Regions from separate parts of the Homo sapiens genome. Here region 2 is linked to region 1. Evidence: chromatin contacts called from ENCODE Hi-C or POLR2A ChIA-PET data. All regions are on one chromosome and are shown on one strand. The core of a region is the stretch at or near the end of the contact, and the rest is flanking DNA. Distances in the headings are between cores, read along the strand shown. Region 1 holds the start of ZSCAN16 (zinc finger and SCAN domain containing 16). Region 2 holds the start of PGBD1 (piggyBac transposable element derived 1).

What was found. Hi-C counts contacts between places; a loop is a spot of excess contacts on that map. ChIA-PET counts read pairs that join two places held with the same protein, here RNA polymerase II (POLR2A). Pooled maps may share reads with other maps.
Region 2: a loop to region 1 is called in a map with no recorded cell type, with 9 times the contacts of the local background. The contact joins the promoter of PGBD1 here to the promoter of ZSCAN16 in region 1. A Hi-C loop is called at or near these places in 2 of 168 maps with a recorded cell type or tissue (HepG2 and endothelial cell of umbilical vein), 2 of 37 single-sample maps with no recorded cell type and 10 of 50 pooled maps. POLR2A ChIA-PET finds 5 or more read pairs at or near these places in 8 of 52 experiments (AG04450, CD8-positive, alpha-beta T cell, H1 and 5 more).

What each region holds. Positions count from the first base shown.
Region 1 is chr6:28,122,048-28,127,610 of GRCh38, reverse strand. It overlaps ZSCAN16 (zinc finger and SCAN domain containing 16), which reads right to left and starts at 3,002. Exons shown (of 4, transcript NM_025231.3): 1 at 2,934-3,002; 2 at 1,781-2,198; 3 at 690-828. The coding sequence starts at 2,167. ZSCAN16-AS1 (ZSCAN16 antisense RNA 1) reads left to right here. Exons shown (of 2, transcript NR_103456.1): 2 at 4,400-5,563. RefSeq lists an enhancer at 2,857-3,358.
Region 2 is chr6:28,278,502-28,284,064 of GRCh38, reverse strand. PGBD1 (piggyBac transposable element derived 1) reads right to left here and starts at 2,493. Exons shown (of 7, transcript NM_032507.4): 1 at 2,147-2,493; 2 at 1-289. The coding sequence starts at 251. RefSeq lists silencers at 1,945-2,121, 2,313-2,462.

The DNA.
Region 1 (5,563 bases), core at 1,753-4,252:
ATAGATTGACTTGTCTTCCTCCACAAATTCATACATTGAAGCCCTAACCCCTTTCAAACATTACTGTATATGACGATAGGGCTTTAATGAAGTAATTAAGGTTGAATAAGGTCATAAGGGTAGGACCCTAATCCAATAGTACTAGTGTCCTTACAAGAGGAAGAGACACCAGGAGTGTGTGTGTACAGAGAAAGGCCATGTGAAGACACAGCAAGAGGTCTGCAAGCCAAGGAGAGTAGCCTTACTAGTAACTAACCCTGTAAGCATATTCATCTTGGACTTCCAGCCTCCAGAACTGTGAGAAAATAAATTTCTGTTAAGCCACCCATAAGTCCATGGTATTCTGTATGACAGGCCTCGCTGACTAATACAGAGTGCCATAAGTTCTCCTGTCTCAAAATGGAAATTTAGGGGGATTTGGAACAAGAATCATTAGATAACAACAGAATTATAAGGATATTAAATAAACTCCATCCTCATCCCTTGGGCCAAATAGCAGCTTTTTTGTCTAGTGAGAAACTAAAATATAACTCCATCATGGAGCAAGGGTAAGAGGAGGATAAAATTGTCCATAGTGAGGTGGAGGACAAGCAGGAAATCTTTAAAAGGAGAAGATGAAAGTGAGAAAGTTTTCCTCTAACCTAAGGAAGTACCTCTACCCTCATACACTCAGAACTGTTCCTGCTTACCATTCCTTTGTGGTTTCCCAGCTTCCTGCTCCAGCTGGGTCTTTTTGGGATGGAGCTGGACAGTCAGTGATTCATATGGCCTTCCCAAGGGGGCCAACTTGTCCATGAGTATGTCCCGTCTTTCTGAATTGCCTGGGACCTAGGGAAAATGAGGTGTGTAAGGTGAATTTTATGGAAACTTAAGTAACTTCAGATAAAACAATCAAATGAAACATCTTCCAGGGACATAGAAAGGGGGGACAAATTCTCATTTCATTGTAAATGGCAATAATGGCTAGGAGAAGGAACAGAGGCTAATCTCTACAATTCAGGACACTAGAGAGTAAAATTCAACGTCTCTTCTTTCATTGATCTGCAGAAGTCCAGGATCAGAGCACTGGGATTTGGAAGGTAGCTTAAAAATCATCTAGCCCAACTTCCAGCAAATGGGAGCATTTCTTCTATAACCATGCTATCCGATATGGTAGTCACTAGCAAAATGTGGTTACTGAGTACTTAAAATATGGCTAGTACAAATGAGATAAGCTAAATGTAAGATACATACCAAATTTTGAAAATTTAAAGCACAGATATCTAAAATACCTCATTAAAAATATTGATTACATGATTAAATATTGTGGGCTAAATAAAATATATATTTCACCTTTTTTTTTAATGTGGCTACTAGAAAATTTAAATACATATACAGCTTGCATTATATTTCTGTTGGACAGTCCTATTCTGCAATATCCTTGACATCTACTTGAATCTCCGCTTGAATACCTATATGGAAAGGGAGTTTCTTATGGGGTAGCCTATTTTATTTATGGGTATCTATGAATGGCAGAAAATTATTTCTTTTCCTCTGATACCTGATTGCCTTTTGGTAACTTCCCACTGATCCTAGCCTTCCAAACAGGCATAGAATCAGTCTAGTGACTCTCCTCTCTTTACCCAGCCACACTTTAATTATTTGACATAGGTAGTCAGGTCCCTTCCTATGCCTTGTTCTTTAGAGGATAAATATTTTCAGATGTTCTTTCATATGCCTTTTGCTTTGGCTCCATCCATATCCCCTGATCACTCACAGCCAGATGACTGCCCCTTCACACCTGCTTTCCAGGTTCATCAAGCTCTCTCTCCAGATCCTCCAGTACCGTCACTGCCTCCTCTCCAGTCTCTGGATGGTGTGCACGCACCCATGCTTGCAGGTCTTTAGGAAGAATGCTCAGGAACTGTTCTAGCACCAGCAGGTCTAAAATCTGCTCCTTGGTGTGGCATTCTGGCCTCAGCCACTGACGGCAGAGCTCCCACAGCTGGGTAAGAGCTTCACGGGGTCCAGGTGCATCCTGATAGCAGAGCTTCCTGAAGTGTTGTCTATAGAGTTCCCTCCTGTGAGGACTGCACTTTTGTGAGCTGGAATCCTGTCCCCAGTAATGGTCCTCTGCCTTAATTATCAGAAGTCCTTTTTGGTCCTCAGGTTCCAGGGCTGTGGTCATTCTGGGCTTTGCCAGGAGATTTATCCTCTATCTGGGATTGAGTCAAAGAGAATCTCTTAGAATCCTGCCTCAGAGACACTCCTAAGGCATAAAAAGTTGTTACCATAGAGAAATTACAAAAATTTCTGTGAACATAAACACATCATAATGAAGCCAAGCCACCAGAAGTCAATCAGAGAAAACAGTCTTATAGGAAGCTGAAACAAAACAAAACAAAACAAAACAAAAAACAGTGACGCAGGGATATGATTTGAATCTGTGCTCTATTGTGTAACTTAGAGGAAGTTATTTATCTGGACTAGAACTACAGATCCTCAGGTACAATTCTCATGTGTGTTACAGGGTTGATATACAGATTACATGAGAACGTATGCAACGTCCCTGGCATGGCAGCGGGCACTAGTAAGCACTAAATAAACGCCAAGTATTATTAACGGCTTTGTTAAAAGGCTCTTCATTCTGTTACCATGAGATGCACGGGCCAGCTTGTGCCCCCAGGATTCACTGGTTATAGGATATGTGTGCCAACCCTGGAAGGGGATCAGACAGATGCCTCTGCAGAGGAACCCGCAACCAGTGTCCCCCTTCCACCCATCCTCTCCCGGAAGGCTGGGCCAAATCCTCTCCTGTAGATCTGTTGGGGGGCGGAGGGAGGGACAGGAGTGTTACACTCTGCCCGCGACAGGGAGGTGTGGGGAGGGTGTTGCTGCTGACCACAGCTGCGTCTTGTCCCCTTTTCTCCACCTGGGAGCCGGGAGACACTCACCTTACGCGCAGGGAGGAACAGGTGCAACAGCTAGCGTCCTTTGGACAGCCCCGAACAAAGACTAGACTCAAAGACACCAATCGGCGCCCGGCCGCTTCAGCCGGGCACTTCCGGGCCGCTCTAGGAAGCTTCGCCTCTGTGGCAGCTTGAGTGCTTGCCTCCTCGGCCCTAGCCAGTGGAGGACCCGGCTTTTACGCCTCGTATTGATGGGATTGCGGGATCTGCGAGCAAGTCTTATTTGTACTTCTTTAAAACGTTTTTCGGTTTAATTATTGAGTAATATGGATAAGTAATGCATTCACATACATTTATTAAAAAGAGTAAATGTCCCCCAGCGTCTAGTTTGACAATATTTTTCGTGACTTGTATATCCTTCCGTAGATATATTACACCGTTATAGATTGTCCGCGCTTTTTCCCCTCTGCACAAATAGTAGCACTTCTGTACCTTTCTTATTTTTCTTTTTACCAGGTGGTCTTGGTAAAGGCTGTACATAAGTGTTTCCTTGATCTTGCTCTTTTTTAAACAACTGCACGGTATTCAACTGTGTATTATGTTCTATAATTTGTTAATAAGTACCCCATTGGTGGTCATGAGGTTGTTTCCAATTCTTCTTTTTCAAACATTGCTGCAATAACTTACTGTGAACTCACATCATTTTTCATGTGTAAGGATATATCCATAGTCTGTATGTCTAGAAAGGGAATTACTACAGCATAGAATAGGGAAATTTGTACTTTTGTTAATGCCAAATCACCAATCATAGGATCTACTAGCAGTATTCTTATTTACCTATACTTGTCAACACAGTGTTATAAAATATTTTGATCTTTGCCAAATTGATGGGTGAAAAATGCTCTTAGTTTTTTACTCCCTCTTCTCCTTTCTTACACAAATATTGATTTATCTACTATGCCAGGCACTATTGTGGAAGCTGGAACTAATTTTGAGCAAAACAATGCCCTTCCTTTCATGGAATTTATAATCTTGTGTGTGTGTGTATGTGTGTGTGTGTGTGTGTGTGTGCTGGGGAGGCAGGCAATAAACCAAAAAATATACATAGTGTATAGAGAGTGGATATCAGTTCTAAGGAGAAAATAAAGGAAATAGGGAATTTGGGGTGAGAATGAAGTGATGCAATTTAAATAGGATATTCATGGAGGACCTGACTAGGAAATTGACATTTGAGCAAAGATTGAGGGAGCTGAGGGAATGGGCCATCAGGGATAAAGATGTTTCAGGGAGAGGGATAACAAATGCAAAAGCCTGGAGTGGAGTGTGTTTTAAGTATTTTGGGCAAAGGAAGGGTGCTTGTTTTTCTGGAGCTGAGTGAGCAAAAGAGCGTTGGGTGGAGAGATAGTGAGAGCCTTGGGTGAGTGCAAGGGTATTTTTACTCTAAAATGATAAAATGATAAGCTACTCAGTTTATTTTCTTTTCTCTTTTCTTTCCTTTTCCTTTGTTTTAGGAGATGGGTCTCACTCTGTCACCCAGACTGGAGTGCAGTGAGTGGTGCGATCATAGCTTACTGCAGCCTGAAACTCCTGGGCTCAAGTGATCTTCTCGCCTCAGCCTCCTGAGTAGCTGGAGCTACAGGTGTGAGCTACCCAGCATGGCTCATTTGAGATTTCTGAGTAGAGAAGTAACATGATTAAACTTGGGTATTGAGATTATTATTTTGGCTGCTATGTTAACAGTAGACTTGAATGTGAAGGGGTTGGGCAAGGGCAGAAGCAGGGAGACAGGTTGGAAAGTTGGAGTGGGAAGGGCCTTTTTAAGAATAACACAAACCCCTAAAGACATAAAACTGAAAAGGCCATGGAGGAAAAGATAAATGAAACTGGCCTTGTAAAATTGAAATATTTGAATGAAAAAAGTAAAAATAAAATATAAACTAAAAGTAAAATATGCCACACATCTAAAAGACACAGCTGATTTTCCTGATATACAAAGACCTTTTATCTTACCAAAAAATAAAAATATGAACAAGCCAATAGAAAAATAGACAAAGTACTTAACCTGCATGCATTTATTGTCAGGCCTCTGACAATATGATACTAAGCCATCATAGCCCCTGTGACCGCCACGTATACATCCAGATGACCTGGAGCAACTGAAGAACCACAAAAGATGGCATTCCACCATTGAGATTTGTTCCTGCCCCACCCCAACTAATCAATCGACCTTGTGACATTCCCCCTGCCCCCGACAGTGAGTCTCATGATCTCCCCACCCAGCACCTTGGCACCTTGTGACCCCCGCCCCTGCCCACAAGAGATAACCACCTTTAACTGTAATTTTCCACTACCTACCCAAATCCTATAAAACTGCCCCACCCCTATCTCCCTTTGCTGACTCTCTTTTTGGACTCAGCCCACTTGCACCCAAGTGAAATAAACAGCCTTGTTGCTCACACAAAGCCTGTTGGTGGACTCTCTTCACACAGACTCACTTGACATTTATAGAACACAAAATTAAGAATAGTGAATATGAAAAGGTTCACTAATAAGAATTTAAACAAAACAAGAAAGATTTTTAAGATTGCTAAAGACAAACGATTTATAATATTCAGTGTTAGGAGGTGTGTGGATATACAGGCATACTTAGTTTTACATTTTTAGAAGGTAAGACT
Region 2 (5,563 bases), core at 1,244-3,743, 160 kb before region 1:
ATTATCTGTTCCTTGGTGTGCATCTCCGGTCTCAGCCATTGATGACAAAGTTCTCGGAGTTGGGCCAGAGCTTCCTGGGGTCCGTGAGCCTCCTGGTAGCAGAAGTGCCGAAAGCGCAGGCGGCAAATCTCCTGAGTGTGGGAGCTGCCCTCCTGTGAGTTGCACACCTGCTCCCAGGTGGGATCTTCCTCCTTCACTTTCACAAGGCCATCTTCATTTTCAGGAGCAGGGCCTGGCAAAGCTTCATACATGTTGAGCTTAGAGGCTAAAGCTTCACTTAGCTTGGGGTCTATATTCAGAAATAGAGATCTGAGGCATAAGAATTTATCAGCAACATGCAAATTATAAGAGCTTCAAAACTGTATGTAACCTACTTACATTTTTGTCCCCACTGTAGGTAATGCTCAAAAGCTGAGCCTGCTTGCTTCTATTATCAGTGAAATGAATCAGAAGTATATTTTGAACTAGTACTAAAGGGCCTGAGTCCAAAGGTAAGGGATGTAGGACATGAGGGAAGAAGTGTTAGCAATAAGAAAGCTCGAGTAGCTTGCACTTCAGCTGGGGAGAGGGGATAATTTACCCATTGAGGAGGCAGATGGCTGCCTTCATGGACAAATAATACAGTCTCAAAGGTCTTCTATATCTGTGTAACTCTCATTGAATATTCCACTTTAAATGTAGGTGTAACAGAATGTTTCCAAAGTCTCCCATTCTCAAATACCTTTTGTGATGAGATTTTGCCACTGTTGTCATTCAAGGGGTGGAGTCTCTTTTTCCTTCCCTTGAATCTGTTCTGGCCTATGACTTGCTTTGACCAGTGGAATACAGCAGAAATGACATTGTAAGAGAGAGTGCTGCTGTAGCTCTTGGCTCACTGCCATAAGACTGCCATGCTGTAAGGAAGCCCAAGCTAGCTATACAGAGGTCATGTGGATGAGAACCAAAATGCCCAAGTTAAAGCCCAGCCAGGCCTAGTGCTCAAATAATTCACCACCTGAATGCAGCTCTATTAGTAACTCCAGGTGAGACCAGTAGAACCGCCTAGTCAACCCGCATAATCCTGAGGAACAATAAGCTGAGCTTGTTTTCAGCCACTAAGTTTAGAGTTTTATTTTTGATGCAACAATACATAACTGAAAAACAGTAGACATGCATCAAGTTCTTTTATTCCCTCTTTTCATTTTTTCCTTTGTGATCTCCTTAGTCACACTTTCAATATATCTCTGTTCCAAGAAGACTCAAATCTTTGGCACCAGCTTGCTTTTTGCACTCCAAACCCACATCTTGAAATGCCAGCAGCTGTGGGCCTCTACTGCACTATAATTTCAACAGATCTCAAACTGAAATCAGAGTCCCTCAAAGCTGCGTTCACTCGGTATTTCTCCATTTCTACTGGCATCACCATCATCTTCCACGCATTCAGTCTTTTAAACAGCCTCTATACACAATCAGTGAGTCAATTCTTAAAAACGCCTCTTGCAGCCATTCTTTCCTTCTTATAATTTTACTATTATTTTCATTCACTGTTACAATAATGTTCTGTTACGGTATTCCTGCCCAACTCCCCGCTTCTATGGTCACTGGATTAATATTCCCTAAAGCACAGTTGTGACCATATTCAACATACCTCACACACACATAAACACACACAAAGTTTTCATTAAACTCGTTGAAGTAAATTCAAACTCCCCAGGATCTAATCTTTACTGGGTTTTGCTGATTTGTTTGTCACTCAATCAACATTTGTGGAGCATCTCATTATTTTCCAGGCATAAAGTTAACTCTGGAATAAAAGACTTGGTTCCTGCTTTCAAGAAAGCCATGGTCTTCCCAAATTTCTTATGTCACTGCCATGCTAAGTACTCAATTTTTTTCCACCCACTCTATACAGTCAGGACCGCCCTTCTAAGGGTAAATTCCCAAGGCCCAGCGTAAATGTTCTATTGTAAAACCTTCCCTGGCAACCCCTAACCCTAACATATAGACAGGAAAAGTAAGCCACACAGGTTGAGATGGGGTATTCCCATAGAAAACTGCACCCAACCCTCATCTCCATCTCGTATTACAGATCACCAACCCCATCCCCACCCGGGTTCTTGAGGACAGGAGTTTATCTCTGCATAGACTCTACATGCCCGGCACGTACCTGGTATTCAAGAAATACTGATGGGCTTCTTCACGAATGCACGTAAAGCACCTGAGATGCCAGCAGCCAGCACCCTCAGGCGCGCCCCTGAATGTATTTTTCTGAGATTACACCCAGCATCTAGCACCGCGCCAGGCACTGAATACCGGCGTGTCTAATTGTTGGTTAATGGACCAAAAGTTCAGGAACGCGCACAACAAAGACGTAGCTGACCTCGTGAAAGGCTCCCGAGGGAGCTCAGAGGCCCGGTGCTCCCCTGTCGGGAGCGCCGGTTTCCCCAGAGCCCGGGCCGCTGGGCTGGCGGGTCTGGCGGGCGCTGCCGGCGCCTCCAGCAGCTGGGCGGGTACAAAAGCTTCTCCCTGCGCCGCGCCCGCAGCGGAGTGGCGGAGTCTGGCGGGTTCCCTGCCTCTCTAGGAGCACGGCCGCTCGTCTCTCTGGTGAGCCGGGAGGACCCCCGCTGCCACCTCCTGCCCCGCCCAGGTCACTCTCCGCCGCCGGACCCCAGGCCCATTCGGACGGTGCAAGCACGCCCCAAATTTATGTACATCATTTCGATTGAAAACCAACACAGTGGTAAATGTCTGTCTTCGGGGTCATCACTGGCTGGTAGGAGAGACAGATCAATAAAAAGACCATTATAGTAAGCTGTACAAATTATTTTCTTTAAGTATACATAATATATGTACAATAAAAAAGTCAAGTTGCAAAAGGACCATAAAACGAAAAGTGTCCCCTCTTTAGAGTTAACCATTGTATTTTGTTCATATTTATCTAGGACACTACCTGCCACACAGTAGCACTTAATGAACATTTTGTTTAGTGAATAAGTATTTATACATTTTAAAACACTTATGGTATCATAATGTAATTTTGCACCTTAGCTCTTTTCGGTTAAGACAACTTGGAGATCTTCACAGATCAGCTTATTCTTTAACAGCTAAGTAATACTGTATGAGTGTTCCATAATTTACTTAACTATCCTATTGATGCATACTTAGGTTATATTTTTTCTTTAAAAGCAATGCTAGAGGGAACACCATTCAATACCTTTACATTCTTTTAAGAATATATTTCTAGGATAAATGCCACATATTAGAACTGTTCAGCCAAAGGACACGTGCATTTAAAATGCTGATATGCAAGTTCCCTATTTGATTTTTAAGGGCACTTCTGTTTAAGAGTAAAAGGAGACTTTAGTAGAAAAATTAGTAAAGGATATGAACATTACTACACACAAGATAAGTGACAAATTAACATGTGAAAAGATGTTCAATAGTAAAAATATAAAAAACTCTTTAAAAAACAGACCCATTATTTATTCATTTACCTACTGAGTTTTGGCAATTATGAATAAAGCCGCTATAAACATCTGTGTGCAAACTTCTGTGTAGACACTGGTTTTCAGCTCCTTTGGGTAAACACTAAGGAGGGCGATTGCTGTATCACATGGTAAGAGTATGTTTAATTTTGTACGAAACTACCTAACTGTCATCCAAAGTGGCTGTATCATTTTGCATTCCCACCAGCAATGAATGAGAGCTCCTGTTGTTCCACATCCATACCAGAATTTGATGTGTCAGTGTTCTGGATTTTGGTCATTCTAATAGATGTGTAGTGGCATCTCACAGTTGTTTTAATTTGCAATTTCCCTGATGGGATATGGTGTGGAGCATCTTTTCATATGCTTATTTTCCATCTGTATATCTTCTTTAATGAGGTGTCTGTCAAGGTCTTTGGCTCATGTTTGAATCGGGTTGTTTCCTTATTTCTGAGTTTTAAGAGTTCTTTCTGTATTTTGGATAACAGTCCTTTAACAGATATTTCTTTTGCTGTGGTATATGCAGACAATGGAATATTATTCAGTGCTAAAAAGAAATAAGCTGGCCAGACACGGTGGCTCAAGCCTGTGATCCCAGCACTTTGGGAGGCTGAGGCAGGTGGATCACTTTGAGCTCAGGAGCTGGAGACTAGCCTGGGCAACACAGTGAAACCCCATCTCTACTAAAAATACAAAAAATTAGCCGGCCGTGGTGGTGTGCGCCTGTGGTCCCAGCTACTCAGAAGGCTGAGGCTGGAGAATTGCTTAAACCCAGGAAGCAAAGGTTGTAGTGAGCCAAGATCGTACCACAGCACTCCAGCCTGGCCAACAGAGTGAGACCTTATGTCAAAAAAAAAAAAGAAAAAAAAAAGAAATGAGCTATCAAGGCATGAAAAGATATTGAGAAAATTTAAAAGCATATTACAAAGTGAAAGAATCCTGTCTGAAAAGCTACATACTGTATGATTTCAACTACAAGTTGAGTATCCCTTATCTGAAATGCTTGGGGCCAGAAGTGTTTCCAATTTCGGATTTTGGAATATATACATACATTATGAAATATCTTAGGGATGAGGCCCAAGTCTAAACATGAAATTCATTTGTTTCATATATACCTTACTCACATAGAGCTAATTTTATACAGTTTAAATACTTTCGTGCATGAAACATAGTCTTTTTTTTTGAGATTGAGTCTTGCTCTGTTGCCCAGACTGGAGTGCAGTGGCACAATGTTGGCTCACCACAACCTCCGCCTCCTGGGTTCAAGCGATTCTCGTGCCTCAGCCTCCCAAGTAGCTGGAACTACAGGTGCATGCTACCACACCCGGCTAATTTTTATATTTTTAGCAAAGACGGGGTTTCGCCATGTTGGCCAGGCTGGTCTCAAACGCCTGACCTCAGGTGATCCACCCACCTTGGCCTCCCAAAGTGCTGGGATTACAGGCTTGAGCCACTGCACCCAGCCGAAACAAAGTATTGACTGGATTTTGTCTATGACCTGTCACGAGGTCAGGTATGAAATTTTTCACTTGTAGCATCATGTTGGTGCTGAAGTTTCACATTTTAATGCATTTTGGATTTTGGGTTTTCAGATTAGCTGTACTCAACCTGTATACATGACATCCTGGAAAAGGCAAAACTATAAAGACTGTAGAAAGGTCAGTGGTTGCTAGGGGCTGGAAAAAGGGAGGGATGAATAATAGGTAAGGCACAGAGGATTTTTAGGGCAGTGAAACTATAATGGTGGACACGATATTATGTATTTGTCCAGACCCATAAAATGAACAATACCAAGAGTGAACCCTAATGTAAACTATGGTCTTTGGGTGATAATATGTCAATGTAGGTTCATCAATTGTAACAAATGTCACCCTGGGAGGGGATGTTGATAATAGGGGAGGCTATACATGAATGGGAGCAGTGGGTATATGAGAAATCTTTGTATCTTCCTCTCAATTTTGCTGAGAACTTAAAACTGCTCTAAAAAATGGTTTATTAAAAAAAGCAAACCATTTTGTACACATCAGATTGTCAAATATTCAAAAGAATAATTCCCAGTTTACGTGGGTATAGAAAATTGGGCATTATCATAGGCTGCT